Regions from separate parts of the Homo sapiens genome. Here region 1 is linked to region 2. A link is a loop called in an ENCODE intact Hi-C map of the cell type or tissue named here. Cell type or tissue: endothelial cell of umbilical vein. All regions are shown on one strand. Links, peaks and the distances in the headings refer to the core of each region. The heading gives the core; the rest is flanking DNA.

What was found. Hi-C counts contacts between places; a loop is a spot of excess contacts. Peaks named below come from ENCODE experiments on the same cell type or tissue, not always from the same donor. Only the 100,000 strongest peaks of a DNase experiment are listed, where the experiment ranks them.
Region 1: a loop joins it to region 2, with 2.2 times the contacts of the local background. A loop is called at or near these places in 5 of 110 quality-filtered maps.

What each region holds. Positions count from the first base shown.
Region 1 is chr13:95,243,457-95,258,991 of GRCh38, forward strand. It overlaps ABCC4 (ATP binding cassette subfamily C member 4 (PEL blood group)), which reads right to left. Exons shown (of 31, transcript NM_005845.5): 2 at 4,187-4,297; 3 at 3,519-3,639. Among named protein-coding and RNA genes, the nearest start is that of SNORD13G, 41 kb to the left of the region's middle. RefSeq lists an enhancer at 1,517-1,596. In endothelial cell of umbilical vein, for the core only: no CTCF peak of the experiment used is centred there; no DNase peak of the experiment used is centred there; H3K27ac peaks cover 513 bases.
Region 2 is chr13:95,194,890-95,210,424 of GRCh38, forward strand. ABCC4 (ATP binding cassette subfamily C member 4 (PEL blood group)) reads right to left here. Exons shown (of 31, transcript NM_005845.5): 6 at 14,545-14,708; 7 at 12,911-13,036; 8 at 11,643-11,892; 9 at 1-48. SNORD13G (small nucleolar RNA, C/D box 13G) reads left to right here and starts at 15,455; the gene lies at 15,455-15,535. RefSeq lists enhancers at 9,034-9,534, 14,499-15,535. In endothelial cell of umbilical vein, for the core only: no CTCF peak of the experiment used is centred there; DNase peaks (open chromatin) are centred at 7,462 and 9,702; H3K27ac peaks cover 2,319 bases.

The DNA.
Region 1 (15,535 bases), core at 5,939-10,938, 50 kb after region 2:
TTCCCCCTCGTCCATCCGAGGAGGAGACAACTGGGAATGGTGTCTTAACAGCGTGGATGTTGATGAACTTGGGTCAGCAGGGCTGCACGCCTCACACATGTGGAGGATGGTACTCAGTGGGAGACAGGTTTCTAAAGGGTTCTTGGTCAGCCAGGCACAGTGGCTCACACCTGTAATCCCATTAATTTGGGAGGGCGAGGTGGGCCGATGGCTTGAGCTCAGGAGTTCTAGACCGGCCCGGACAACATGGTAAAACCTCATCTCTACTAAAAATACAAAAAATAAGCCAGGCATGGTGCATGCCTATAGTCACAGCTACTCAGGAGGCTGAGGTGGGAGGATTGCTTGAGCCCAGGGAGATGGAGGTTGCAGTGAGCTGAGATCACACCACTGCACTCCAGCCTGAGTGACAGAGTGAGACCCCACCTCAGACGAAAACATAAAAAAAAAAAAAGAGTTCGTGGTCAACCTGAATGTACCTTGGTGCTCTGACCTGCCCAGCACCCCAGCCACTCTCTAGCATGTCACCTGACTTTCCGGCACCAGGACACCTAGGAACCTAGGGTAATTTATAATCCCCAATCTGATTTCCCACAGCCATGCCCCACTGTTCCAGGGAGCTCTTAGCATCTGACTTATCCCTAGGCCAAGTTCAAGAAGCATGTGCTGGATACTCTGAAGACAGAGTTCTCAAGACACCTTTACGACAGTCTGGAGATGGTTAGGTCCCTAAGTCAGCGCTCCTGAGACTGAATCTGGGCTCTGTCATTTACACTTTGTGTGGCCCTAGGCACATTATATAACTACATGGCACCCAGTGTCCTCTTCCCAAAAGTAGGGTTAAAAGAATGCCTTCTGACTGAGCATGGTGATTCCTGCCTATAATCCCAGCACTTTGAGAGGCCAAGGTGGGAGGATCATTTGAGCCCAGGAGTTCAAGACCAACCTGGGCAACATAGTGAAACAAAAATACAAAAATTAACCAGGCATGGTGGCGTGCACCTGTGGTCCTAGCTACTTGGGAGGACTGCTTGAGCCCAGTAGGCCAAAGCTGCAGTGAGCCAAGATAGCACCACTGCACTCCAGCCTGGCAACAGAGTGAGACCCTATCTCAAAAAACAAAATAAAATAAAATAACATGAAAGAAAGAAAGAAAGAAAGAAAGAAAGAAAGAAAGAAAGAAAGAAAGAAAGAAAGAAAGAAAGAAAGAAAGAAATCATAGCAGTTCCTGGTACATAGTATTTTTCAAGTACTCACTGTCAGTATTATTACAACTATTGCTACTATCACTGCTGCTGCTACTACTACTACTGAGTACCAACCACTACTAATCCTGCTGCTGCTTCTACTAGCACTGCTGCTGCTAAGCAGTACTGAGCATGAGCCCCCATATTTGCCAGGTCCTCCACTCCCTACTTTTCTGCCATGACTGCCCAATAACCACCCCGCTAAAAGACCAGCTCTCCACCAACTGTACCCATATTAAAGCTCCCCTCGATCCGGGCCCCTTCCCACATGCCCACCAGCAGTAAAGATTACCATGCTCCTTGCACCAGAGTGGGGCCTGTCCTCAAGTCTCAGGAGAAATTCACGCTTCTACAGCCTCTACTTCTGTGCCTGCTTCTCCCAAAAGCTTACCCAAATCTCACTGTAGTCCAGTCACCATCTGTGGGTTAGAGACCCCACCCCAAGTGGCTGGCAGCCCATGACAGCATGGACAGCCCTGAGCATGACAAGCTCAGTTCCTTCTAAATCATCCTGTTTTCAATTTCATAAGCAGCTGGTGACAAAGGGAAACTAGAGAAATGGAAGTAGCTGAGGGAGGCATGCCTCGAAACCTATGTGAGGCCATTGATTCCCACTACACCTAACCAGACACCTGGCATGAGCCTTAGACACTTACAGAGGCTCCATGGCTACCAGACAACTTCTCTGAGGTTGCACAGCCAAACTGGGCCAGGAAATCCTGCACACACTGGCCACATTGACACCGACTTGTCATTCTATTTCTTTCCAACTGAAACTGATCGGGGCCATGTGGAAACACTATCGCTGGGACACCCCAGCACAGGTTGAAGAGGGGCTGGGAGAACCTGAGGGGCTCCTAGCCCTCTTCCACCCTCAAGTCAGTTCCACCGGTTATTCTGCATGTCCACCCCATCTGCCACAAAGCCACAGTAGCATGCAGGCAGGGCGGGTACCCTCTCAAAGGTGGCATTCACCATCTGGCACCCTGGCCAAAACACCTTTGTCACCAATGAGACCATTCATCTCCCAGGACCGTCCAGTCCCCTGTTGTCTGACAGATTCCTCTGGTGTAGGGCAGAGCTCACCTACCTGCCTCCCACTGCCCACCGTGCCCTCCACAACAAAAAGCATGTTCAACAGGAGCAAACCCCCCCACATACAAACCAACCCCCTCCCCCCACCCACCTCATTCCCAACAAAATGCACCGTGACAACTCCCCATCCTGCATTTAAAGCCACCCTTTTGTAACAACAGCAACATCCACCCCTCTAACTTTAATGGACCACTGACATCCCTAAGGTAGCACAGAGGACACAAGTCACCCAGCAGGACCCTCTGCATCTCCTCTAGCAGGCCAAAGACCAGAACGGACAAGCTACCTGGCAGTGTGCCTAGGCAGAACACTGTCTTTCTGCAGATCTCAAGAGAGGCCCTTCGGGGTAACAGAGGTTATTGCCCTTCTGGCTGTCTTTGATTTTTCATGGAATGTCCATTTATACATTCTCTGCAGGGCCAGGCACCAAGACTCTACCTTCCAACCAGCAATCCACTCCGACAACAAGGAAGACACACCGGATGGGTGTGATGAATCCCCTTGGGTGCACAGTCCTCGGACCTTCTTCCCAGAGGGGATTTTGGCTCCCAGCACCTGGGCCCACTGGGAGGGGGTAGCTCTTGGGTGCTTCAGCCAGCTCCAGCCTCTGGGGCACCACCGCCAGCCCAGGTGCAAGGCCCTCAGCTCTGTTTCCCCGAGAGGGGAGAGGTGACAATACCTCTCCAGAAGAGCAATTATCAGATTTGGCTTGGTGAACAATTATTTGTTGAGCACCTGTAAAATGTCTTACATTATTCTGGGCTCCGATCCAAAATCACTTCCTCTAAACCACAGGGCACGCACTCCTCAAGGCTGTAGGATCCTCTTTTGACCAGGAGTGACTCTTAGCATTTAAAACATTTACCGAGCACCAACATTGTCCTACCATAGAATAAAATACTCTTCTTCCATGACACTGCATTTTAATTGGTTACAAGAAAAACAATAATGACCTTGAACTTCAGTCACTTAAGTATTCACCTGGATAAATACGCTCACTGAACTAACTACCTAATACTTCCTAGACATGTTTAATCCTTAGACCTTAAAATACCTTCAAACCCCATCTGGCCACTTCTCCCTTCTGTTCCCCCATCCATTACAGCACCAGTCAATGGCGAGCACATTTACTCTATGTGTCCTGAAAAACAATTCATGGTATGTAAAAGCTTTTACCTCAATTAACGTAAAAATTCCCAAAACTAAATAAGATTTCCAGTAACACTTTATGATTGCTCTTGTTAAAGAAGGCTTCTGTGCGTCATTCTCAGCTCTTAAAACTTCTTTATCCCAGAACCTACAATGAGGAAAAAGCTTCGTAAATAAGAGTGAACCCTGCCACAATATAAAACAGGGGAGATGGCAGAGTGACAGGTATGCATTTAAGACAGGGCATTTTGTGACGATTTCATAAATGCTACTAATTGCTCCCAGGGCTCCTGAAGGTTATGTGTGGTACAGAATCTGGAGCATCAGAAAAACAGGCCTTGAGGGGAAGTCTGGGGAAACAAGTTACTGCCAAGCTTTACTGGATTGAAGCCCCATCAGTAGCACAGATAAGCCAGACAACCTCCTCCAACCACAACACTTCCACCTAGAGGGACAGACCTCAGGCATCTCGGGCCTTTGGTGCTGGCTCCCCTGACCTCTACGGAGGCACAGGCAACAGGAGTTTCCCCCAGGCCACCATGGTAGGCTGAGCCTAGGGGCAGCCTGAGGAAGGTGACACATATTCACCTTAAGGGTAAACGGAGGCTCCAGACAGGACCCAGGAAGGCAAAACCCACTCCCCACACACAGACACCCACGCTTCCTTAATGCCCACTTTACTGCCTCCGACTTACCCTTGCAACTCCTCTCCAAGGTGCTGTGAGCGGTCTTCTGGCAGCACTGAATACATATCATCTTCCTCTAATCTCCGTTTATGGCCAATTTTAAACAAGGGATTGAGCCACCTGTTAACAAGAGAAAAGAGACATATATCCAGAATTACACATCCGTGTTTAAGTAGACTCCTACCTCCATGGGTTTTGCTTAAACTTACCTTTAAAATACATACAGCTATATATAGACAGACAGATATGAATATATAGAGCTAGAGAGAGAAAAGTTAACATGTGCACACACACACACACACACACAGTCCCTAGCTCTATCCACAGACAGGCCCCAGAAGCAATGACACACCAGTAGCTGAGAGCATGCTGGTGCCCAGATCTTGGTTTCCAAAACCATTATTATCTAAAAGGAACCAGAGCTTCCTGAAGAAATAGCTGATTCAAAGGCTGGGGCAGAAAAAGATGGCCCATGAGATACCATACGATAAGGAAACATTCAAGGAATCAAGAGGATGGGCCCAAAGAACAGAGGACCCAGCTTGACGGGGTCCCACTAGACAAGTCTGTGATAATGGAAGCATCCAAATAAATCATGACAGCAATGAATTCTAACCCACTGAATAACAAAAGAATCCACGAATCCTTACTGAGACATAAATGGGGTAAGAAGGAAAAACTCTCAGATAAAGAATGATGAGGTTAGAAAACATTTTCAATGGGAGCTAAAACCAGTCAGTGAAGGTTTGATGGGACATTTACATAATCCAAAATTATCTAGGTACAAATTATTTATTAGTTACGAAAGGACAAAATAGTAATCTTGCAGAGGACAGAAAGAACTTATTCAAATATTTTGAGATTCTTTTTACTAAAAAAAAAGAAAAATCAAAATGGTCATCCATTAGGAATCACTTAAATGATATTAACATTATTAATCATTAAATGATAATAATTAACATCATTAATCATTAAATGATAATAATTAACATGCACCAGGCATAGTGGCTCACACCTGTAACTCCAGAGCTTTGGGAGGCTGAGGAGGGAGAATGGCTTGAGCCCAGGAGTTTGAGACCAGCCTACACAACATAGTGAGATGCCCACTTCTACTAAAAACTTATAAAGAAAAAGGCTGGGCAGTGGCTCATGCCTGTAACCCCAGCACTTTAGGTGGCTGAGGTAGGCGGATCACTTGAGGCCAGAAGCTCGAGACCAGCCCGGCAAAACCCCATCTCTAGTAAGAAAATATAAAAATTAGCGAGGTGTGATGACACATGCCTGTAATCCCAGCTACTCGGGAAGCTGCGGCACAAGAATCACTTGAGCCTGGGAGGCAGAGGTTGCAGTGAGCTGAGATCGATGCCACTGCACTCCAGTCTGGGCAACAGAGTGAGACTATCTCAAAACAATAAAAAATATAAATAATAATTAAAATTTAGCCAGATGTACTGGTGTAAGCCTGTGATCCCAGCTATTCCAGAGGCTGAGGTGGGAGGATGGACTGAGCTCAGGAGGTCAAGGCTGCAGTGAGCTGTGATCGCCACTGCACACCAGCCTGAGCAGAACAGCAAGGCTTTGTCTAAAAAAAAAAAAAAGAAGAAGAAACATATTTGTGCCCTATAAGGAAACCTCTAATAACTTTGATAGATGCAATTACTCAATTACACAAACTTCTTTCATCTTGGCTGTCTTATCTGGCCATGTGTCACCTTTAATAGGCATGTTTTATTTTAACATGGGGATTGTCTAATCTAGGAAGCCCTTCCCATGGGGAACCCACTGCCTGGTGGCTTCTGCCTGCAGTGAAATGGTGGGCTTTCAATGCCCCGTAAGATTGGAGCACACACTGCAGGGGTATCCAAGTTATGTTCAGGATTCCGGAAACCTCCTGCTGATCCAAACTAGCAATTCTAATTAACCCAATGGCAAGAAGAACTCATCAACTCACCTCTTTCTCCTCACCTCCTCCAAAATGTGTCCAGAAGACTGTAACCTAACCAGTCCAGCTTCAACTTAGGTGGGTTTCCCAGACATGCCTGAGATGACCTCTGCATGCCCGAGACCTCCCTTCCAGCAGAACCTCATACAGTATATTTCAGCAAGGACTTCTAAGTAAAATTCACTGGTGTCTTTTTGGACTAAAGAGGTTTTTTTAATCAGGGAATAAAACTGGCTCCAGGAAGTTAAAAAATTAAGGAAAGTGAGAATGGTAACTCTGTTCCACAGGCTGAACAGTTAACTGCATAACATTTAGAAATATTAACAAGGAGGGATGCCACTGTTGAGTTAAAGTATCTGCAATCAGAAGAGACCCAAAGCTTCTATTAGAGGATGACACAAATCAGTAAGGACTTAACAAGGACCCTCCTACTCTCTCTCATTGCCCAGATCTCAAAAAGCTGGGCTGAAAAGATGTGGGTACCAGCAAGAGCTAAAGGCTTTTGCCTGATGACAAAAGTCAACTTTGACAAGAGACTAAATTATCTTTGACCATCTATGTAAGGACTTTATACATGGAAATCTAAGTCAGTTGGCTCCTTAATACCAATGTGTCCCTGAGGGGGTCTAGTCAACAATTCCAGACCACTGCCAAATGAGCCATTCCTCCACCCAGTTCTGCCCCAGTAGCCCTTCTCTCCTCAGACTTAGTCTCTTCTCCCCCTTATCTCCCACAATACTTAGTACAGCAGCATCGCTTCCCTCCTAACTGTCCTACTAGGAGTACAATGCTTTCAGGGCAATGACTACTGCCATATTATTTGGAATCCCCATTATGCCTGGTATGTGATAGATACTCAATAAACAGTTATGGAAAGAATGAATGATTGTATTATTGAATAAGACAGATGGGTAGAGTACCTTGAGCAATGATCTAGGGTAAAATTCAATACAAACTCAATATAGCATAGTCGTGCTCAATGCCCAACACAGGAAGCCATCAGCTTCAGCAATACAGAGACATTCTCCACCCCAGGATCACAACCCCCAGCATCATTTCCAGCAAGCAGGAGTCTTAGACAAGGGTTAGTAGAGAGTTTTGTTATTTATTGTTGGTGGTGGTGGCATTTAGTTTTTGTTGTTTTTTCCCCCAAGGATTTGAGAAGTTCTGAATACTGGTTTCTTTTTTTTTTTTTTTTTTTTTTTTTGAGATGGAGTCTCACTCTGTTGCCCAGGCTGGATGGAGTACAGTGGAGCGATCAGAGCTCACTCAGATCCGATCAGAGCTCAGCAGTCTCAAACTTCTGAATTCAAGCAATCCTCCCACCTCTACCTCCCAAGTAGCTAGGAGTACAGGCACATGCCACTGTGCCTGGCTAATATTTTTATTTTTGATAGAGACCAGGTCTCTCTATGTTGCCCAGGCTGGTATCGAACTCCTGGGCTCAAGTGATCCTCCCACTTTGGCCTCCCAAAATTCTGGGATTACAGGCATGAGCCACCAAGCTTGGCCAATAGTGGTTTCTTAATGTGGTATAAGAGGGAAAACACAGGTCCCAGCTCCCTGTCTCTGTGACCCTGACCTGAGTCTTCAGTTTCTATGAGCTTCATGTTCCCCATAGCCACAAGTAAAGGAGGAAATAAAAGCTAACTTATCTTTGGTAAATCCCCTCACTTTCTCTTTCCCTCTCTCCTTTTGTCCCCTTTCAGCTCTCTTTTAGCCCTCTCTGCCTCCTTAAAGGCCCTTTCTATTTCTCTTCTCCTCCTCTTTCCTGACCTTTCTGTAACAACTGGCCATGATGGAACTAAAATAATTATTTCATTACTTGATACTCATTGAATCAAGATTGTTCTCTCTTTAATGGACAAGTTCAAAATTTTATATTCTTCAGAAGCCAAGCCTAATAAAACCTTTTTCAATGGATTATGCATTTGCATAACCCTAAAATTATAGTCTATCAAAGAAGAAAAGTTTCCCCCAACTTTATTAGAAATAAACAATACTAAAAGAAGAGACTAGGGAGGGAAGGTCCTCTCTGCTGTATACCTCCTGAACTTAGGCCTGGAATCACGGGATCCAGGAGGTAAGCGAGAAGGCAGGTTTGTGCTCAGACCTGCAGACAGCAAAGCTGTGAGCTAAGCTGAGAGTTTAGAGAACAAGGAAGGCTAAGGGCAGGTTGAATGAAATCCCCTGTGGCAGGCTACTGAAGGAGTTCACTTGTGTCTCTCGATGCTATACAGTCATCCCCCCATATCCACAGTTTCGCTTTCCACAGGTTGAGTTACCCACAGTTGACTGAAAAGATTAAATGGGAAATTCCAGAAATAATTCCTATGGCTTAAATTGCATACTATTCTGAGTAGCATGATGAAATCTCCCACAAACCCACCCAGGATGGGAATCCTCCCTCTGTCCAGCATTTCCATGCTACAGACGTCACCCACCTTTAGTCATTTAGTAGCCACCCTGGGCGCTCAGATCTATTGTCATGGCATCACAATACTGGTGTTCAAGTCACCCTTATTTTACTTAATAATGGCCCCCAAAGAGCAAGTACAAGGATGCTAGCCATTTGGATATGCCAAGGAGAAGCCACAAAGGCCTTCCTTTATGTGAAAAGGTTAAGGTTCTCAAGCCAATAAGAAAAGGAAAAAAAAATTGTATGCTGAGGTTGCTGAGATCTGGTTTAAGAGTGAACCTTCTATCAACGAAATGGTGAAGAGTATATTGTTGTAATTATTCTATTTTATTATCATTGTTAATCTCTTACTGTGCTCAATTTATAATATTAAACTTTACCATAGATATGTGTAAGTAGGGCCAGGTGTGGTGGCTCACACCTGTAATCCTAGCACTTTGGGAGGCCGAGGCAGGTGGATTGCCTGAGGTCAGCAGTTCAAAACCAGACTGGCCAGCATGGTGAAAACCCATCTCTACTAAAATACAAAAATTACCCAGGCGTGGTGGCAGGCACCTGTGATCCCAGCTATTTGGGAGGCTGAGGCAGGAGAATTGCTTGAAACTGGGAGGCAGAAGTTGCAGTGAGCTGAGATCGCACCTTTGCACTCCAGCCTAGGTGACAGAGCGAGACTGTCTCAAAAACAAAACAAACAAACCAACAAAGATATGTGTAAGTAGGAAAAAAAATCAGTAGGGTTCAGCACTATCCACGGCTTTAGGCAGCCACTGAGGTGAGGGTCTTCAATGAGGGTAGTTCCCCTGCCTCCTCGGACTGGGGGGACTACTGTACATCTATAAAGAGAGTGAAATAGATACACAGGACTTTAACTAGATGACCTTTATGTTTCCTTCCATGAACTTTCTCTATTTGGAAGCCACAAAATAGTAAAGGACTAGAATTCTGGTGCCAGGAATTCAACACTTATTTTAAACAGTATCTGCTGTCTGGTGACCACCCTAGACTCTGAACTTCTAATCTTGGTATCTTTAAATCTGAATGCCTTTTATTCCTCATTCAGTTTCCACTGTTCTTCCTCACCTTCCTGTGTTTCTAAGGAAAACACCTGAGAATGCCTCTCCCCTCCCCACGCCTCCACGATAGAAAGGTTAGTGCACGGCCAACCATGACTGCCCCGGGCTTTCTCCAAAACAGCTCCATTGAAGAAATGATGCTGAGTTTCCATTTTGCACACTGACCCTCCCATGGGGCTCACCCTCTGCCTTTACCTACGCTTAAATTTTCTCTGTAGCATCTGTCGCCATTTGAAAGGCTATTGCATTTCACTTTTTTTAAAAATCATGTTTTCCCCCCAGAGCATCTGGGTTTTTCTGTGTTGTTTGCTGCTAAGCCAACAACATGCTGGGCACATAGAAGGCACCTAGATTTGTCACATGAATGAGCACATCCTCCAAAAATCCCCAAATTTGGCCTGGCATGATGGCTCATGCCTGTAATCCCAGCACTTTGGGAGGCCGAGACAGGTGGATTACTTGAGGTCAGGAGTTCGAGACCAGCCTGGCCAGCATGATGAAACCCCGCCTCTACTAAAAATACAAAAATTAGCCGGGCGTGGTGGAGGACACCCGTAATCCCAGCTACTCGGGAGGCTGAGGTAGGAGAATCGCTTAAACCCAGGAGGCAGAGGTTGCAGTGAGCCGAGACTGCACACTGCACTCCAGCCTGGGCGACAGAGCGAGACCCCATCAAAAAAAAAACAACACAGAAACAAAAACAAATTTAATATAAACTCCAAAATCCATCTTCAGAGACAAGTCTCCATATAAACATAATACATGGAAGGTTAAGTGTTCCTTCAAATGTGGGCAATACTCTCATGCAAATTTTTGTATAAAGTGGATTTTTCTCTTTTTTTTGAGACAGGGTCTCACTCTCTTACCCAGGCTGGAGTGCAGTGGCGCAATCATACCTCACTACAGCCTCAACCTCCCAGGCCCAAGCGGTCCTCTCACCTCAACCTCCCAAGTAGCTGGGATAACAAGGCACGTGCTACCATGCCCGGCTATTTTTTTAAGTATATTTTTGTAAAGATAGAGTCTCATTATATTGCCCAGGCTGGTCTCAAACTCCTGGCCTCAAGTAATCCCCCCACCTTGGCCTCCCAAAGTGTTGGGATTATAGGCATGAGCCACTGCGCCTGGCCTAAAGGGGGTTTTATAAACAGAACTGGTAACACTTTACTTTCTACCTGACACTACACACAGAATTTCTCAGAGTATTATATGTTTTTTCTAAATCTAGTCTTAATAAGCTTTCAACCTCTTTATATATATAAAATAGTTTTCTGAAATGATGGTCATAATTTTGCTTAAAAAAAAACACAAAAAACATTGCTAGTGCCTAAGGGCACATACAATACCCCTGACTCATAACCAACTGCTGATTCAACACCTCCTCCTCTTGGGTGTCTGATAAGCATATCAAACTAAATAATGTCCAAACAGAACACCTTTTCATCCCACAAAAAAATCCTGCTCCTCCCAGGCTTCTCCCTCTCAGTTATCAGCCGTCACATCTTTCCCCTTGCCCAGATTTTCCAAAGAAAAGAAAACCTTCAGGTGACTCTGCAGCCCATCCCTTCTTTGTCACTCTTTGATAGGACACATCTAAGCCATCCAAGTCCTATTACTTCAACATGCAAAGTATATCCAGAAACAGTCACATTGACCCTATAAGGCTCACCCTCTGCCCCTGCCCAAGCTTAAATTTTCTACTCAGCACCTGTCAACATTAGAAGGGCTATTATATTTCACTTTTTTGAAATCATGTTTTCCCCTGGAGGCATCTAGGCTCCACAAGGATGGGGTTTTTCTGTGTTGTTTGCTGCTAAGCCACCCACACCTACAACATGCTGGGCACATAGAAGTCACCCAGATTTGTCACGTGAATGAACACATCCTGTAAAAATTACCTATTTTAACATATTTAAACTCCAAAATCCATTACGAGTCCATGATATCAACTTCTCAGTTACAAATATAAATATTAAATAATTTACAGATATAAGTAAGTCTGCAATAGCAAAAGTTTCCTAAAGGCCTGGATTCTGCAAATGGGTTTCAGAAAGAGGGTGCAAGGACACACACCAGTGCAAATGTGCATTTTCTCGTAGGTAAGTGACTGAGTGCTGGGGAGGAAGGAATGGTGTAGCCCACCGCCAGCACACTTCTCGTGTAACACTCCAGCAATTCTGCTCAGACCCCAAAACCTGAATGCCTAAAAGAAAACAAAATCCTTCCAAAGTTCACCAGGGCCTCTGTCCTTACAAAGTTTCCCATGGCCTGGCTCCAAGGGGAGCCCGACACACCTGATTTCTTCAATCTCCTCCCATTCTCTGTAGTCCAAAATAGCCATTCTCCATGCCCTAAAGTTCAACGATCACCAGACACTAAAGTTCAACGATCACCAGACACAGGCATCGCTGGAATGGATCTCGCGTGAGGGTAGAGCACCCACACCACAGGTGTTCTCAACATGGTCCCAACCCAGCTTATCTCGGCCCATGACCAAGTAAATTAAACTCAGGTGGCACCTGTAAAGCTGTGATCTTCTGTTATTTTTCCTCTAACGTTCCTCCCTTCCTAAAACACGCTCAAAGCCCATTTTCTCATCCCTTCCCGCTTCACTCTACTACCTGTTGTTTCTATGTCAACCTAAGCAACAGGCAATGTGGACCCTGTCCACCTCTCTTCCGGGTCCCCCAACCCCCCTCCACACCTGCACTCTGGGTTCAACATGGGTCCTTCCATGCCATAGGCACCTCAGAGATTTCCTACTACGGAGCTTCAAAGCCTTCTCTGGTTCATCCACAGCCTTCTTGTCTCCCTGTTCTCCCACCAGCTAATCCATGCCTTTCACTTCTTCACAGGGCCCTCACTTTATAATCCCATCTTCCCAGCACTTTCCCACACGACAACCAGTACCAAGCATCTACAGCCATTGTGCATGATTAGCCATCTTAGTCTTCTTCCTTAAAAAAAGATGCACTTGGCATATTTGTACACAATTTAGTAACAGAATAAAATGAAGAAATGTGAGTAAGATTTTTTTTTAAGAGACAGGTTCTCACTTTGTCACTCAGGCTGGGGTGCAGCGGCATAATCATAGCTCATTGAAACTCCTGGGCTCAAGCAACCCTCTCGCATAGCTGAGACTGGAGGTGCATGCCATCATGCCCGGCTAAGTGAGTAGGATATTAATTATTTCTGCAGCCCAAGTTATGCGGCTGACTCATAAGGAGATGAAAGCATTGTTCATTGCAACTAGCAAGTGAAGGATCTGACGACTAGCCAGAGATGCCATACTATATAGTCAGCAAGGCCCGTGTGGCCACCTGCTAGATGCAGGGCTCATTGTTGCCAAGATCCTTCTGAGCCCATCAGTGTATGATGTTGACTATCCTCTGAAAATCAGGCCATTGGCCGGGGACTGTGGCTCACGCCTGTAATCCCAACACCTTGGGAGTCTGAGGCAGGAAGATTGCTTGAGCCCAGTAGTTTGACACCAGCCTGGACAACATGGCAAAACCCTGTCTCGACAAAAACATACAAAAAACTGGCCAGGTGTGGTGGCAGGCACCTGTAGTCCCAGCTACTCAGGAGACTGAGGTGGGAGAATCACCTGAGCCTGGGAAGTCAAGGCTGCAGTGAGACGTGATCGTCTCATTGCCCTCCAGCCTGGGTGACAGAGTGAGACCCTGTCTCAAAAAAAAAGAAAAAAGAAAAATCAAAAAAAAAATCTGGACATTAATTAGTGCCTGTTCAAATCAAGCGCTTTCTTCCAAACGATTAAACTTCATCTCTCATAAGAGATGACATAGTTCTCTCTTGCTTCCAAGCTCAAATAAGCACTTGCCAGACTAAGGAATAAGACTCCTTAACAAAGCGAGCATCTGAAGCTACTCATTTAAGTTTGCGCACCAAGAAGCACAGAGAATAATATACAATTGATCCTTGAACAATGCAGGGATTGGGGTGCCAACCCCCTGTGCAACCAAAAAACCACATATTAATTTTTGACTCCCCAAAACCTTAACTAGTAATAGCCTACTGTTGGCTGGAAGCCTTACCAGTAACATAAAGTTGATGAACACATATTTTGTATGCTCTATGTATTATATACTACATTCTCACAATAAAGTAAGCTAGAGAAAGGAAACCGCCATTAAGACAATCATTGTGGAAAATCATTGAGGAGAAGATACACATGGAAGTGGATCATCAAAGGTTTTCATCCTCATCATCTTCACATTGAATAGGCTGAAGAGGAAGAGGAAGATGAGGGATTGGCCTTGCTGTCTCAGAGGTGGAAGAGGCTGAAGAAAATCTGCACGTAGGCCGGGCGCAGCACACGCCTGTAATCCCAGCACTTTGGGAGGCCGAGGCGGGTGGATCACTTGGGGTCAGGAGTTCAAGACCAGCCTGGCCAACAATGGTGAAACCCTGTCTCTATAAAAATACAGAAAAATTAGCCGGACATGGCGGTGCACATCCCAGCTACTCAGGAGGCTGAGACAGGACAATCGCTTGAACCCAGGAGGCAGAGGTTGCAGTGAGCCAAGATCATGCCATTGCACTCCTGCCTGGGCAACAGAGTGAGACTTCATCTCAAAAAAAAAAAGAAAGAAAAAGAAAAAAAAAGAAAATCTGCACATAAGTGGACTCTTGCAGTTCAAACCCTTGTTGTTCAAGGGTCAACTGTGCTTCACTGGGGTCAAAGAATTGCTCTGGAAGCTGAATTACATGCATGTGAACATGTAATTCACACTTCTCAAGGCTAAACAACTGATAGAATTTAGTCAGTTATCTTGATGCTTTCCCAGATTGCTCAAAGTTTATCTGTCCCTGGGAAATAAATATGAGTGTCTTTAATTTAAGACATGTGTCACGTAACTCAGCGCACAGCCATGCCCCACACATAAGCCTCACTTATGTGAGCCCACACATGCCTGCAGGAGCGCCAACATGCCTTTCCAGGTGCATTTGTCCCAACAAGAACCAGATCCCATTTGTCCCAACAAGAACCCTTTCTCTCTACACCTTTGCCTCCATCACTGTGGCCCAAGGCACCATGAATTTTCAGGACCCCAACAGCCTGCTAGCTGGCCTACCCACCTTCACCCTTGGTTTCCCTGTGATCTTTCAATAGAAAAGCCAGAGTGGATTCTTAAAAATATCATGCCATGCTGCTCTCCTGCAGTAGAAAAACAATGAAACTCATGGTGGGGTGCTGTGCTTGACTGGGTCCCCTTCGTTCAGTGTTCCAGCCACCCTGGCCTGATGTGTTTCTGACAGTCTCCCACATTCCCGTTTGTCCCCTTGCGTGCGAGCAAATGCTTTTCCCCATCTTCTCCCATGATTAGATCTTCTCTCCTGCAGGTCTCAATCCCCAGAAAGTCCTACCCTTGTGTACAAAAAACCAAACATACCCTCATTGTCGATCATTTATATCCTCATTCTCACTTTCTTTACCCATTTACTACAATCTATTTGTGTAGATACAAAAAAATGCACTTAATTACTTTGTCACTTTCCCCTCTAGAACAAAAGCTCTCTGAGGGCAGGATTTTTTTATGGTGTTCACTGGGCCAGGGACCAGGCGAGCCACTCAAAACTGCGGGGTGAACGAGTGAGTGACTCTCCACCCAGGCTGAAGAGCAGCAGCAGAGAACACCCACATCTGGGGCCCAGCAACCCTCTTTAAGCGCCTGCAGGAGAAGGGGAATGTGCAGGTCACTTGAGGTCAGTAAATGATTGAACAGATGCTCTAGCCTCACTCAATAAATCATTTATTATTGAAAGAATAGTGCATTGTAAAGTACTTTCAGGTGTGGCAAATTATTAATCATTGGTTAGTTTTCCTTGAAGAGTCTGCCAGCCCTGCCTGCGGGAGGCTGCTGGGCCCGGCCTGGGGGCTACATTGGGGCAGGGTGGAGAAG
Region 2 (15,535 bases), core at 4,788-9,787:
CGGCAGCTGACGGTTGCGCTGTGATATCTCATCAAGTAGCAAAAAGGTCTAAAGAAAATGGGAAAAACACAGATTGTTTAAATTACAGAAACAAAAGCACAAACAAAAGTCACTGCTTCCATGGAATTTGTAACATAAAACTTTATACAGCCTACAGATCATTTTACCAACCCTATTTAAAGTATCGGTTCACATCAGCATATGATATTTATTTAATAAATAAACATGTAAAGAGTTCATGGCCATGAACTATCTTTGTAATTTTAGGAACTATCTGTGTAATTTTTTTCAACAAGTATACTTGTTCCTAAATAAACCGAAAATACTGCTCTGAGACTGAGTGCATTGACAGCCTGCATAGTTCTACTGTTGTACTTTTGTGTTACTAATGGTGAACACGGGAGTTGGTTGGAAATGATCTGATGAATATTTCATGAATCCTCATCATGTGCCAAGCCCCGCGCTAGATGCTGGCAACATGAAAGTCAAGGCCATTCCCAGCCTTCAGGAAGCAAGTGAGCCCAGAAGGGTAGGCAGGAAACACAGGGCAGAGCCTCTGAAGGCAGCCCTGGCTCTGGCCAGTCACTTAGATTCAACTGGCCTTCTCCTCCCTCGTGCACGTCAAATTGACATACAACTTAATTCACTATCACTTAAGTCAGTGTTCTTTACCAAAATAAGAAAAAAGGTTTCTATCTCTTAAAACATATTTTATAAGCTTCTTTTCACAATCACCTATTATTATTGTTATTATTATTATTTTGAGACAGAGTCTCACTCTGTCACCCAGGCTGGAAAGCATGGCACGATCTCGGTTCGCTGCAGCCTCCGCCTCTCCGGTTCAAGTGATTCTCCAGCCTCAGCCTCCCAAGTAGCTGGGATTACAGGTGTCTGCCACCATGCCTGGCTAATTTTTGTATTTACACTGGAGACAGGGTTTCACCATGTTAGCCAGGCTGGTCTCGAACTGCTGGCCTCAAGCAATCTACCCACCTCGGCCTCCCAAAATGCTGGGTTTACAGGCATAAGCCACCATGCTACACCTACACTTATCTTTTTTCCTTAGTCAATGTCCCCTCCTAGACAGCAGAACGGACCAATCTCTCGCTTATTGCTATTTTCCACACTAGTTAGCAACTACACAATGCAATTTAACTGAATAAAACAAAGTCCTGTTAACCATAACAAACCTAACATAATGATATATGGGAAAACTCCCTTTTGCTCCTCAAATGGTAGGCATAATTCAGTGAGAGAAGCTACAGTGGCTTAGAAACAGAATAAACAACCTAGATCACCCCCACCCCATCCAAAATTTTGTAGATGTGGCAAAAACTGTCAGCTCTCCTCAAAACCTGCTCTAATTTTCTGTGCATTTTTAGCCAACGCACAGCAGCCTTGAACAAGGACCACTCTCTCCAGCCCCCAACACAGTTAGATGTAGCCACATGACTTTAAGTTCAGCCCAACAGAAAGTGACAACGTCCAGGAAACTTCCTATACAGTCTCCAGGCCTTGGAAGCTGCCTGGACAACTTCCCCTCCAAAATCCAGGTGGTGAAACTTAATGGCCAATGTGATGGTATTGAGAGGTATTTAGGCCATGAGGGCTCCTCCCTCATTGCACTCCAGCCTGGGCAATAGTGCAAGACCCTGTCAAAAAAAATAAAAGGAAAGGAGGAAAGGAGGAAAGGAGGAAGGAAGGAAGGAAGGAAGGAAGGAAGGAAGGAAGGAAGGAAGGAAGGAAGGAAGGAAGGAAGGAAGGAAGGAAGGAAGGAAGGAAGGAAGGAAGGAAGGAAGGAAGGAAGGAAGGAAGGAAGGAAGGAAGGAAGGAAGGAAGGAAGAAGGGAGGGAGGGAAGGAAGGAAAGAAAGAAAAAAGACCAGACCCAATTTCACAAGTTTACTGACCGGCAATCATTTGTGATACTGATACAATGTTTTCACTGGTCCCTTCTCCAGCATCCCCCATCACAACCAAACCGTTCCCAAACACCACTCCCTAAGGATCTTCTGAAAACACCTCTGATAATAACCACCATGCTTCAAACTCTTCCATGACCCAGCAGCACTGACAGTCACACTCCCAAAGTAGCCTTTGCCTTGATTCCCTGAGTATTAATCCCACCCTGTCTTTGAGGGCCCACCTCAAAGACTAATCCTGCTGGGAACCAGCTCAGGGTGGCTGCAGCTGGGACCGAAACTGAGTTATGTACAGGGCAGAGATGTGTCCCCCATCCTGCACTTACAAACACACTCACCTGCATGAACACTGCACTGCACACGGGGTCAGCTCTTCACAGATACATGCTACAGTCATAAACAGACTGTATGATCGGCTTAAATTATTCAAACAATCAGCTATGTCAGTTAGCACAGCAACAAGCAAAAGGTTATATATACATCTTCTTAACCTTGTCTAGACAGAATAAAATTCTGATTTTAGCTGAAGTGTACGACCAAGACATCAAATTCAGTATTCTGTATGTGCAGGTCAGAACAGAAGTTCCCCACCTTCAAAATAAAAAACTATGCACACAGTAAACCTATTGAGCACTGGTCAATAAACAACAGATCTGAGTGGAGACAGACATGATAATAGTTTAGTGGTTAAATGAGACTCCACTCAACACATGAACGGCTTGTAAAGATGCTGGAGGGGCTAGCTGGACTTTCTCTAGTCACTCAGGAGGGTGAAAAAGCTGAAATGACATTGCCAATACAGCAATGAGGTGCATCCCCAGAAAGTTCACTTGGGGAAGTATCAGACGGCAGAACTGAAGTCAAAGAGATTGACTTCAGAGTGGACGGTTGGCAAAAACTGAAGCAGCTTTGTGAACAATAAAACCTCAGAGACACATTTTACTGGATGTGGAAGTCATTGAAGACTTTCAGTGCTTTGCTGTTAAGATAAGATCTCTTAAAATCCTATTGGACTTGCTTAATGCCAAGACCATCAATCCTTTCCTTAATAAAAGAAAAACAGACGGAACTTCTTAGACCTAAAAACTTCGCAATAAAACCTTCATTTTCTGTACATGGAAAAAAGGAAATTGAAAAGTATGAGTAAGAAAGACAATAGATTAAAGACTTAAATATAAAACCTCAAACCATAAAAACCCTAGAAGAAAGCCTAGGTAATACCATTCAGGACATAGGCATGGCAAAGACTTCACGACTAAAACACCAAAAACAATGGCAACAAAAGCCAAAATTGACAAATGGGATCTAATTAAACTAAAGAGCTTCTCCACAGCAAAAGAAACTCTCATCAGAGTGAACAGGCAACCTACAGAATGGAAGAAAATTTTTGCAATCTATCCATGTGACAGAGGGCTAACATCCAGAATCTACAAGGAACTTAAACAAATTTACAAGAAAAAAAACAACCCCATCAAAAAGTGAGCGAAGGATATGAACAGACACTTCTCAAAAGAAGACATGTATGCAGCCAACAAACATATGAAAAAAAGCTCATTATCACTGGTCATTAAAGAAATGCAAATCAAAACCACAATGAGATACCATCTCACACCAGTTAGAATGGTGATCATTAAAAAGTCAGGAAACAACAGATGCTGGAGAGGATGTGGAGAAATAGGAACACTTTTACATTGTTGGTGGGAGTGTAAATTAGTTCAACCACTGTGAAAGACAACGTGGCAATTCCTCAAGGAACTAGAACCAGAAATACCATTGGACCCAGCAATCCCATTACTGGGTATATACCCAAAGGATTATAAATCATTCGACTATAAAGACACATGCACACGTATGTTTACTGCAGCACTATTTACAACAGCAAAGACTTGGAACCAACCCAAATGCCCATCAATGACAGACTGGATAAAGAAAATGTGTCATATATACACTGTGGAATACTATGCAGCCATAAAAAAGGATGAGTTCATGTCCTTTACAGGGACATGGATGAAGCTGGAAACCATCATTCTCAGCAAACTAACACAGGAACAGAAAACCAAACCCTGCATGTTCTCACTCATAAGTGAGAGTTGAACAATGAGAACACATGGACACAGGAAGGGGAACATCACACACCAGGGCCTGTCAGAGGGTGAGGGGCAAGGGGAAGGAGAGCATTAGGACAAATACTGAATGCATGTGGGGCTTAAAACCTAGATGATGGGTTGATGGGTGCAGCAAACCACCATGGCACATGTATACCTATGTAACAAACCTTCATGTTCTGCACATGTGTCCCAGAAAAAGTATAATAAAAAAATTAAAATAGAAATATAAAAATATTTTTTAAAAATTTAACAACACAATGTTTTCTAAACTCTATGTGTCTGCCAAGCTCTGGTCTATCTATGGTCAAGACTCACTTAGTTCCGATCAGTATATTGGGCAGAACTATTCCTCCTCTCCTGATGCCATTTTTCACCTTCTCATTGTTCATTAACACATCCACGAGAGGCAAGGAAGAAAGTGAACATTGGATCAATTCATTACACTCATCATTTACAACCTCCATTTTTAGAGAAATAGGAAAGGAGGCGGAACCAGGCAGACCCCATCAGTGGGTCTTGTAGCAAACATCTGCACAGTTCTAAAGCATCCCAGTCTTCAAAGCCAAATTCATCCCCAAATCTGGTCTTCTAGTATTCCATATTTCAGTGAACCCAGGTGATTTTGCAGCCATAAGGACGAAAGTAGCCCTGATCCCTCCTTCTGACTAATCCCTCCTCTTGCCCCACACCCAAATCAGGACATGCTCTCAATGGCTTTCAAATCTATCCAAGGCTGTCTACTTGGTCTGAGTCCAAATCCCATCATCATCTTCCGGGACTGCTTGCTGCATCAGCCTCCTGACGTATCTCCCTGCCTCTACTCTGGGCCCCCAATGCATTCCCCAGGCTGCAGCCAGGGTGAATTGAAAATATGTGGATTTTCTTGAACATTAAGAGCTTTCTCACATAATTACCCCCAGGGAAATGCAGGGCATCAGCCTCCTGGCTGCCCCAAGCCACCTCCCTTCCCAAACCCTTCCCCATCTCTCTCCACTACCACGCACACAATGCTGCAGGCTATTTCTTGAGCCTTCGCAGGAAGCACTACACCTCCACAATGGCATGGGCATCTCTACCAAAGCACCTCATGGCATCTCAGATATTGCCTTCCAAAGACAATGACACATGAGCACTGATTTTAATTACGTGGTTATTTATTAACCCCCACTTGATGATTCCCAGGAGGAAGTTCCCAGCAGGAAGGACTTCTGTGCATTGGCTTACCATTGTATCTAAGCATTTATCACAGTGCCAGCTTAAGCTAGGTGCTCAATTACATTGTAGAGTCAATGACTAAGTGAATGAATAAATTCCAAACTTAACCCCCAAAAGCCTAGCATAGACCAAAACAGGTGTCTGCGTGCTTCCTCTCAAATGATTTTAGTCTTAAGTTATCCTGACGTCGTTTCTATTTGCTACACATATTTTGACCTCATGCGTTTTTTTATCACACAACTAGGGCAAGGTTTCCCAAAGACAGCATATTTTCAGGGACACGAGGACACTTTCTAAAGATATTGATTGGGCTGAGCGCAATGGCTCACGCTGTAATCCCAACACTTTGGGAGGCCGACGCGGGTGGATCACGAGGTCAAGAGACTGAGACTATCCTGGCCAACGTGGTGAAACCCAGTCTCTACTAAAAATACAAAAGTTAGCCGGGTGTGGTGGTGCATGCCTGTAGTCCCAGCTACTCCAAAGGCTGAGGCAGGAGAATCACTTGAACCTGGGAGGCAGAGGTTGCAGTGAGCTGAGATCACGCCACTGCACTCCAGCTTGGTGACAGAGCGAGACGCCGTCTCAAAACAAAACAAAACAAAACAAAAGATATTGGGACCCAGCCAATGCCTGATGAAGCAGAATCTCCAAGGTGTAATAATTTAGTTTTAATCAGTGCATCAGGTAATTCTGATGAACTTGGGGACAAAATTTTAAATGGGTTACAGGAACCATCCAGGTTGAAAAAACACAAAGTTCTAAAGGAAGAAAAAACAAACAAATAAACAAAACAAAACAAAACCTCCAACAATGACTTCAACACCACCATGAAGGAGTTTACCATACGAGCGCCAACGCTTTCTTACCAGTCATGCCTGGCCATTTGTTTCTCCTTTACTGAAAATCACTACTGCTGAACTCTAGGCCCACCCTCCCACCAGAAACTATGTACATGAGGGGAAATTAAGGTTTCCTGCCCAAGTCAAAGATGCATCCTTTATCTGGACACAGAGCACCTTGCCAAAGTTAGCCACTGGAAAATGTAAAATTCCCAGCCGGTCATTTTATTTTACTACATGCATACATCTATCTACAGGAACAGGAATTTCAAGCCTTAGACACAGGTGAGTTGCATTTTGGTGGGAAAAAAATAAAAAATCCTAAGGATTTCTTCCCTAGCTGCATATTGGACCACAATTCCCTGAAAATCGTCTGCAGGATCCCTTTCATGCCACACTCTCTGATGTGTGACATAATTCAGCAGAGAACGACAGTCATCACTTCCCACTAAAATAATGCTCAGTTGTTAGGCATTTTCCAAATCTCATAGATGTAATGAAGCTGGAGGTTGACTTCACTTACACATCTTCTGAGCACCTGCAATCTATACGTAATATAAAGATGAATGAGGCACTGTGTCTGCCTTTTGTAAGTTTAGAGTTTAGGAAGGGAAAGAAATCTATAAACAAATGGCTTCAATAATAAGGGGAAAATGAGGACAAAGTCACGTATGGAGAGCCCAAAAGAAGAGATGAGGATTAAAGAGTGTGTGATGGGCCGGGTGCGGTGGCTTATACCTGTAATCCCAGCACTTTGGGATGCCAAGGCGGGTGGATCACTTGAGGTCAGGAATTCGAGACCTGCCTGGCCAACGTGGTGAAACCTTGCCTCTACTAAAAATACAAAAATTAGCTGGACATGGTGGCTCACGCCTGTAATCCCAACTACTCAGGAGGCTGAGGCAGGAGAATTGCTTGAACCCGGGAAGTAGAGGTTGCAGTGAGCTGAGATCGTGCCACTGCACTCCAGCCTAGCCGACAGAGTGAGACTCATCTCAAAAGAAAAAAAAGACTGTGATGGTGAATTTTATGTGTCAGCTTGGCTAGGCCACAGTCCCCAGATATGTGGTCAAACATGTCTGGGTATCAATGGGAAAGTGTTTTTCAGTTGAGATTAGCATTTAAATCTGTAGACTTTAAAATCCTACATAATGTCAGCGGGGCTCATCCAATCAGTTGAAGGCATTTAAGAGAAAAAAGACCTACAAAGAAAAGGGAATTCTGCCTCAAGACTGTCCTCCTCAGACTCAAGCTGCATCATCAGCTCTTCCCAGGGTCTCTGGCCTGCCAGCTGCCCTGCAGATTGCAGACTTACGTCACCTCCAAGTTGCGTGAGACAATTTTATCAATCAATCTACCAATCTCTCTCTGCATGTACATACACGTGGGCCCTATCAGTTCTGCTTCTCTGGAGAACTCTGACTAATACAGACGGTTTTCTAAATAAGTGAGACAAAATAGGAAATGACCTCCAGACACTAAGTCCAATCCCCTTATTTAAAGACAATAAAACCAAGGCCCAGAGAGTTGGTGAGAACCCAAGGTCTGCGTCCCACCCCGCCATACCACCTGTTGGGGCTGCTCTTTGCCCAATTATTTTTTATGGCTGCCGCATGGAAGTGAGATCTGCATTCAGGTTATGCTGTGCATGTGGGGATAAGAATGTGCACTTTTTTTTTTTTTTTTTTTTTTTGAGATGGAGTCTCCTCTGTCACCCAGGCTGGAGTGCAGTGGTGCAATCTCAGCTCACTGCAACCTCCACCTCCCGGGTTCAAGCAATTCTCGTGCCTTGGCCTCCAGAGTAGCTGGGATTACAGGTGCGTGCCACCATGCCCAGCTGATTTTGTTGTTGTTGTTTTATTTTTTGCAGAGGCGGGGTTTCACCATGCTGGCCAGGCTGGTCTAGAACTCCTGACCTCAAGTGATCCGTCCACCTAGGCCTCCAAAAGTGCTGGGATTACAGACGTGAGCCATCGCGCCTGGCCGCACTTCTGAGACAGATTGACGGCCTGGGCTAAAGCCCCGGATCAGCCTTTTATTAACTGTTAAAACGTGGAGGTGCTATTCACCCTCCTCAGGCTTCAGTTTCTTTATCTGTAATGTGGGAATGATAGGGGAGTTACACAAGTAAAAGGAGTGAGTATTCATAAGGCACTTGGGCCCCTCCTTGTTACCTAGTGGGTACTCACCAGCTATTACCTGTTCATATAAAGCCCCATGGTCTTGATCTTAATCTTCATTTATCTCATAATGGCCAGGAAGACAGACTAATTTTATTAACCAAGTAAGACTGTTTCTATTTCTCCACATGGCCCAAGGAAAGTCCATTTGTTTCACAGCCTGGAAGCCAGTCAGGAGGCTCTTTTTTTTTTTTTTTTTGGAGACAGAGCCTCACTCTGTCACCCAGACTACAGTGCAGTGGCGTAATCTCGGCTCACTGCAACCTCCACTTTTTGGGTTCAAGCAAGCCTGAGCCTCCTGAGGAGCTGGGATTACAGGCGTGTAGCTCAGGAGCTGGGATTACAGGCATGTACCACCATGCCTGACTAATTTTTATATTTTTAGTAGAGACGGGATTTCACCATGTTGGCCAAGCTGGTCTCTAACTCCTGACCTCAAGTGATCCGCTCACCTCGGCCTCCCAAAGTGCTGCGATTATAGCTGTAAGCCACCGCGCCTGGCCAGGAGGGTCTATATTTAATGTCAGACATGGCCCCTCTCTTACAAGAGCAGGTCCACCAAGTCCAAGAGGGTTTGAGATGCACAGAGGGACACACATAACGAGGCAGAGACTCCGATCCAGTCCACTCTGAAAAAAATCCAGCTCCCCAGAGTTAAGGACCCTCACACCCCCCTTGAACAAGGCCTGGTGTTCTGGGAATATTCAACTCGAGTCTGCTTCCTCGCTCGGCCTTCCTCTAGCTTCTAGTGCAGGCTGGGCCACCTTGGGTCTGTATTGGGCCCCAGACTTTTGCTAAGGTTGCTGCTTCTGTCCATCCAGCATTTGGTGCCCATTATGTGTCCATCAATGCTGAGCTGCACCGTACTGGCCTTGCTCGGCAGGAACAAAAGTACCACCAGGCTCCTGAGACCTGGCCGGAGGGCTTAGTAGCATTTGCTTAAATCAAGGACAGAAGGGAGGACACCCCAGCCACACAGAGCAAAAGACCCCAAAGTGGGAACAGAGACGAGTCATGTGCTGGGAAACACACACAGGTAAGCCCTACACCTAGGGTTCAAAAATAGGACTCCACAAGAAACAGAGAACCTTTCAAGGTTTTTGGAATACAACTAGATGAGTAAAAGAATACTGAAGGAAATATCCCACACCAGAGGATACTAAGGCAGCAACATAGGTGATACAGTTTGGCTCTGTGTCCCCACCCGAATCTCAGCTTGAACTGTAATCGCCATAATCCTCACGTGTCAAGGGTGGGACCAGGTGGAGGTAATCGGATCATGGGGGCAGTTTCCCCTGTGCTGTTCTAGTGATAGTGAGTTCTCATGAGATCTGATGGTTTTATACGCGTCTGGCATTTTCCCTGCTTGCACTTCTCCTTCCTGCCACCCTGTGAAGAAAGTGCCTGCTTCCCCTTCCGCCATGACTGTGAGTTTCCTGAGGTCTCCCCAACTATGCTGAACTGTGAGTCAATTAAACCTCTTTCCAATATAAATTGCCCAGTCTCAGGAAGTTCTTTATAGCAATATAAAAACAGATTAATACAACAGGCAACATACCATGGTTAAGAAATCATGGTTCTGAACAGATTCCTAGTTCTAAGATAGGCAAACTCCTTAACCTATTACAGGAGCCAGTTTCATTCTCTGTAAAGTGGGGACACTAATGCTTATCTCCTTCAATTGTGAGGATAACATGAAATAACATGTACAGGCTTCCAAGAGCCCTGGTCCACGGTACACACACCAACACCTGCAATCACGGTGAGGGGCAGCAACAGCAGTCAGAGAATTACAGCAGCACAATACACATGTGGCCCTTCCGTCTGAAAAAGGTGTCCTGCACACTCAGAAAGATACTCTGGTCAAAGTATACTCCTAAGTTCTTTCTTTCAAGATGCAAAAGCTACATGAAAAAAGTGTTACTGACCTGCATGGACCATCCCTTCACAGTGTTACCTGAAGCTGTTGTCAGAAAGAATGGGGATAAGAAATGACCCTGTATGGTCTGTTTTATAGGTAATATTTTTTATGAAATACAAACTTGCTAATCAGTAGTGGGAGTCTGCCTATGAATAGCCACTATGCTCCAGCCTGGGTAACACAGCAAGATCTCATCTTTAAAAAACAAACTTCATCATAAAAAAGAATCTTAGCTTTTATGACAACACCCACCCCATTCTCTCCCCTACCAAAAAAATAAAAATAAAAAAATAATCACAGCCAGTGTCAGCTAAGTTCACTCGAGTCTGTCCTTGGGCATCCATCTCTATTAAGAACCAGGAATAAAACAAAGCAGATTTTTGAAAAGCTTAGACAGTCAAGTTCTTGCCAAGCCCTCTCACAAAGCCAATTTATTTTAATTTTCAACTTATTCATAAACACACAAATACTTGAGCATACATTATGTGCCAGGACCTTACCTTGGTGATATAAATTATTTGCCCCTGGCAATTGAGTGACAGCGACTTAGGAAAAGGTGATGGTGTGTAAAGTGGATGCTATGGTTTGAATGGGCATGCCTGTTCTAAATTCACAGGTTGGAAGTTCACCCCAGCATCAGTGTTAAGAGGTGGGGCCTCTAAGAGGTGATCAGGTCGCTACGGCAGAGCCCTCCTGAAGGGGATTAGTGTCCTTACAGAAGGCTGGAGAGAACTAACCAGGCCCATTTTGTCCTTCTGTTTCCTCCACGATGGGAGGACACAGAGGTCCATCTGGGAAGCAGAGAGTGGTCCTTGTTACAGTCGTACAAATGGAGCAAGGCAGTAGAAATCAACCAATTGGAAATAAAGAAGTCTGGCAGAGATAGGTTCATCAACAGTAAGAAAAAAGTGAAAAGCGGACAGGAAAGAAATGGCAGAGGTCCTAAAGGCATGCACAGAAATTAACAAGGAAAACATCTACAGAGGAAAGAACTTATTTTCAAACAGGGATAGCTAAGTGAAGTTGAGGCCATTCTTCCTGACCAAGAAGCAGAGACCCCCAGCAAGCTCTTTCCTTCCAGCCCACAGAAGAATCATACTCAACTCATACTCACTACTTTCTCATTGGTGTTAACATAAGAGATGAAATCTATTTGCTTTTCCTGCTTTTAGACAGCTTAGACATTTTAATCACCCCTGCAGTTACCACCTGTACATCAAAAGCCCTGTGCCACTGCTGTTTATGTTGCTGCCAACAAATGAATCACAATGCTTGCATTGTCTTTACCGCGCTCTATCTAAGATAGGGAAGTACACACAACATTCTGGAATGGCGGCACGTTTTGGTTATGAGAGAGTTAAATGTCATTACACTGGAACATAGTGATGCTAAATAAAAGGAGACATCATTCTACTTCAAATGCACCTACAACTTTAAAATGGCATCTGACACCAACCTGGATTCTTCGGATGCTGACGATTGCCTCTGACACCCTCTCAATGGCTGAGGGGAAGAAGAGGGTAACCGTCAGCCGCACAGCCCCATACAGCGTCACTGCCACGAACACGCGGCTGGCTGTGATCACACTGCCGAGGAGCACGTAGGTGGTGAAGGTCACAAACACGATGATTTTGCTTGCACTGAAAAATGAAGCCAAATTCATCCCTCTGAGGCAGGAACTTCTCAGAATCTTGGAAATCTCCTTCCTGAAAGAGAGTACAGGTTTTTAAAAAAGCAGTGATGTCAACCAGATAAAGTGGCTCACGCCTGCAATCTCAGCACTTTGGGAGCTGAGGTGGATGAATTGTTTGAACCCAGGAGTTTGAGACCATCCTGGGCAACAACAACAAAAAAGTGCAAAGGTGAGAGGTGGCCAGGAACTACCCAAGAAATCATAAGAAGTATCATGTGCTGGAATGCAACAACTAATCAAATATTTAATCCAAAAGCCAAAAAAAAAATACATATTTTGTTTTTTGAGACAGAGTTTCACTCTTGTCGCCCAGGCAATGGTGCGATCTCAGCTCACTGCAACCTCCGCCTCCTGGTTCAAGCGATTCTCCTGCCTCAGCCTCTCAAGTAGCTAGGATTACAGGCATGTGCCACCACGCCCAGCAAATGTTTGTATTTTTAGTAGAGACAGGGTTTCACCATGTTGGCCAGGCTGGTCTCAAACTCCTGACCTCAGGTGATCCACCCGCCTCAGCCTCCCAAAGTTCTTGGATTACAGGCATGAGCCACTGCGCCCAGCCCCCTCCAAAATTTCTAATAAAACAAAGCACAACTAACAGTATTTCCATGCCTGTTTGGAATGAAAAATACTGATTCATATAGTTTGGTCCAATATAGATATGCCCAGTCTCTATAACTTGTCCATTTGGCTACATTAATATAAATTATAGTTTTATTTTAAACACCATTATTCTCAAATACTAACATCTTAGACTCATTGTTGGGATTTGGGATATTCAGAAACATTTGGAATTTCACTTTTGTATTAGTAAGAAGCATACATGCTTTCTGTTTAAGAACATGGTAAATGGAAGACCAAGTGAAAATAACGTTCTCTACCATTCTACTTAACCCAACTGCCAAGCGTGGGGACTGGGATGGATTGTACTGAACTTCCCATAATGTGAAAACATAGTAAAACTTCTAAAACCATCAACAAGAATAGCAAATAGAAAAATACAAAAATATGGTACAATGTATACAAAAACTTACTTTCTCAAATTGGTAATAAGATTTGAAAATGACTTTTCCCAGGCGTACATTTTTATTATCCTTATACCAGTTATAACTTCATTCATGGTCCTGATCCTGGCATCCGTGAAAGTTGCAGTTTTACTCCTAAGGGGAACCAGACACGGGAGATGAGCCTGAGCGATCACAGCCTGCCCTTATCAGCGGCAGGCACAGGCAGGGACCTGCATCACATGGTTCCCTACAGCGCTTTTGCTTCCGACAACACAGACAGGTCCTACTCAAAATACAAATAGAAAAAGACTTCGATTAGGAAGTCAACAATCTATACCAACTCAACAAGTATTTTGGAGAATTTGTAATATCTGCTGAGGAAGACATGAAAATGAGTCAGATGTCATCTGTCCCCTCGAGGAGCTCACAGGTGGGCAGGAAAGGCAGAAAGGCACCCGAGCCTGACGATAACACAGTGGTCAGAGAGTGCTAAAATGGGAATGAAGTGCTGGGGAGCAGAAAAGAAAGGGCTGTTTGTTAACTCCACCGGGAAAGAGGAGAGCAAAAAAAAAAAAAAAAGCTTCAGAGGACCAGGAGCATTTGAACGGGGCCTCAAAGGACAAGGACTATTTCTCCAGATGGCAAAGAGGGGAAGGTCCAAGTAGAAAATACACCATAAGCAAAAGCATAAAACAAAGAACTCAATGCACTTCCAACAGTGGCTCATCTCGATCCAGCTGACAACCTTGACAATGAACCATTTCCAATTCGTTGGAACCTGCTTCAAGTCTAATTTATTTTATCATCATTAATCTCTTGATCAAAAGCTGTATTTCTTTTTTTTTTTTTTTTTTTTTTTTTTTTTTGAGACAGAGTCTCACTCTGTCACCCAGGCTGGAGTGCAGTGGCATAATATCGGCTCACTGCAACCTCTGCCTCCTGGATTCAAGTGATTCTCGTGCCTGAGCCTCCCAAGTAGCTGGGATTACAGGCGTGTACCACCATGCCCAGCTAATTTTTTAAATTTAGTAGAGACGGAGTTTTGTCATGTTGGCCAGGCAGGTCTCAAACTCCTGGCCTCAAGTGATCCACCTGCCTTGGCCTCCCAAAGTGTTGGGATTACAGGCTTCAGCCACCACGACCAGCTAACAACCATATTCCTAACACATATGCTACTAGGACTGTGTGATTTTATAACTACATCATTAAAATTCACCTTGCCTTTGGGGAGCTTACAATTTAATGGAAATACTGAATTAAAAATAACACACATATATACACGTGAAAACAGCTCTAACACAAGCACGGTAAAGATGTATGCAGCTAGAATGGAGCCTATGAAACATTTCAATTTATCATTATTCATTATATGTTTAACTAACTTCTACATATGTGATTTCTGCTTAAGGACACTCTACTTATTGAGGCCACAGCGCCTGAAAAGCTGGCTGGGAGGAGCCAGTGAATGCCTTCACCTTTCTCCCTTGAAGATTTGCCTTCAGCATAAGGACAGAGGCCCCCTTGGCTGAGCCTGAAGAGCTGCAACATATGCAAGGAAGAGATAATAAAAGGCATTTAGTTTGTTTCTGAACAAAAGCATTGGGAAGACTGTGGATGTTACCAAATACATATGACATTTTTCACAGCAGTATTTCTCTTACCTCAGTGATGAGAACAACTTCCCAAAACAGCTTTGCAAGGGCAGGAGAATGATTAGAACTGCCATCCCAGCAAGGCACGATATTCCTATCTCCATCCAGAGTAGGGCAGTCACTGCAATCGCCTGCAGTGGTCCTGCCCACAGGAAGTGTAAGAACACTGTCACCTTTAAAGAAAAAGACAGAGCGTTCTTAGGACTCCAGAAAAGCAAAACCAGTAAGAACACAGTACAGAAACGATCCACTGGAAAAGAACAGGCAAGATCCTAAACAGAAATGGCCACAGTGGGTTTACACCTGCTAAAGCAGAAAGCCAAGCACCCACCACAGGTGAAGCCATTCTGGGGAAACAAAGAGTGGGTCTGGGAGACTCGCAAGAGAATCCGACCAGCGGCATTAGAAGAATGTCTTGATCGTGACTATCTTCACTGATGAGCTGAGCATTTTCCAGAACTCTCTGCCACAGAATTCAGCTCCCATATGCCCTGGGGCTCCCCAGTACCCCAAGAAAACCTGTACTACAGTGCCCACCACATACTCCAGTAATTTACTTGTGTGTTTGTCTCCCAGACAGGCAGTGAGCTTCTTCAGAACAGAAACCAAGTCTTATTCATTGTCCCTGACACTGAGCGGAGGCTTTAGTTCATTCTGATGAATGAATAATTGGAAAAAAGAAGTGGTCCTAGTGCAAAATGAATATGGCCAGCAGCTAGAATGCCCTGGAAAAATGATACCGCTACAAGGTAAGTATTAAACAATGGATACTGGGCGGGTATGGTGTTCACACCTGTAATCCCAGCACTTTGGGAGGCCAAGGTAGCGAGAATCGCTTGAGGCCAGAATCTTGAGACCAGCCTGCGCAACAAGGCGTGATCCCTTCTCTACAAATAATAAAAAAAGAAATTAGCCAGCAATCCTTTTGTAGTTCATGAGCATGATAATCGGGTGTTCACGCACTTGTGTGAGATGTGCCACCCTTGAATTTTGTTATGAT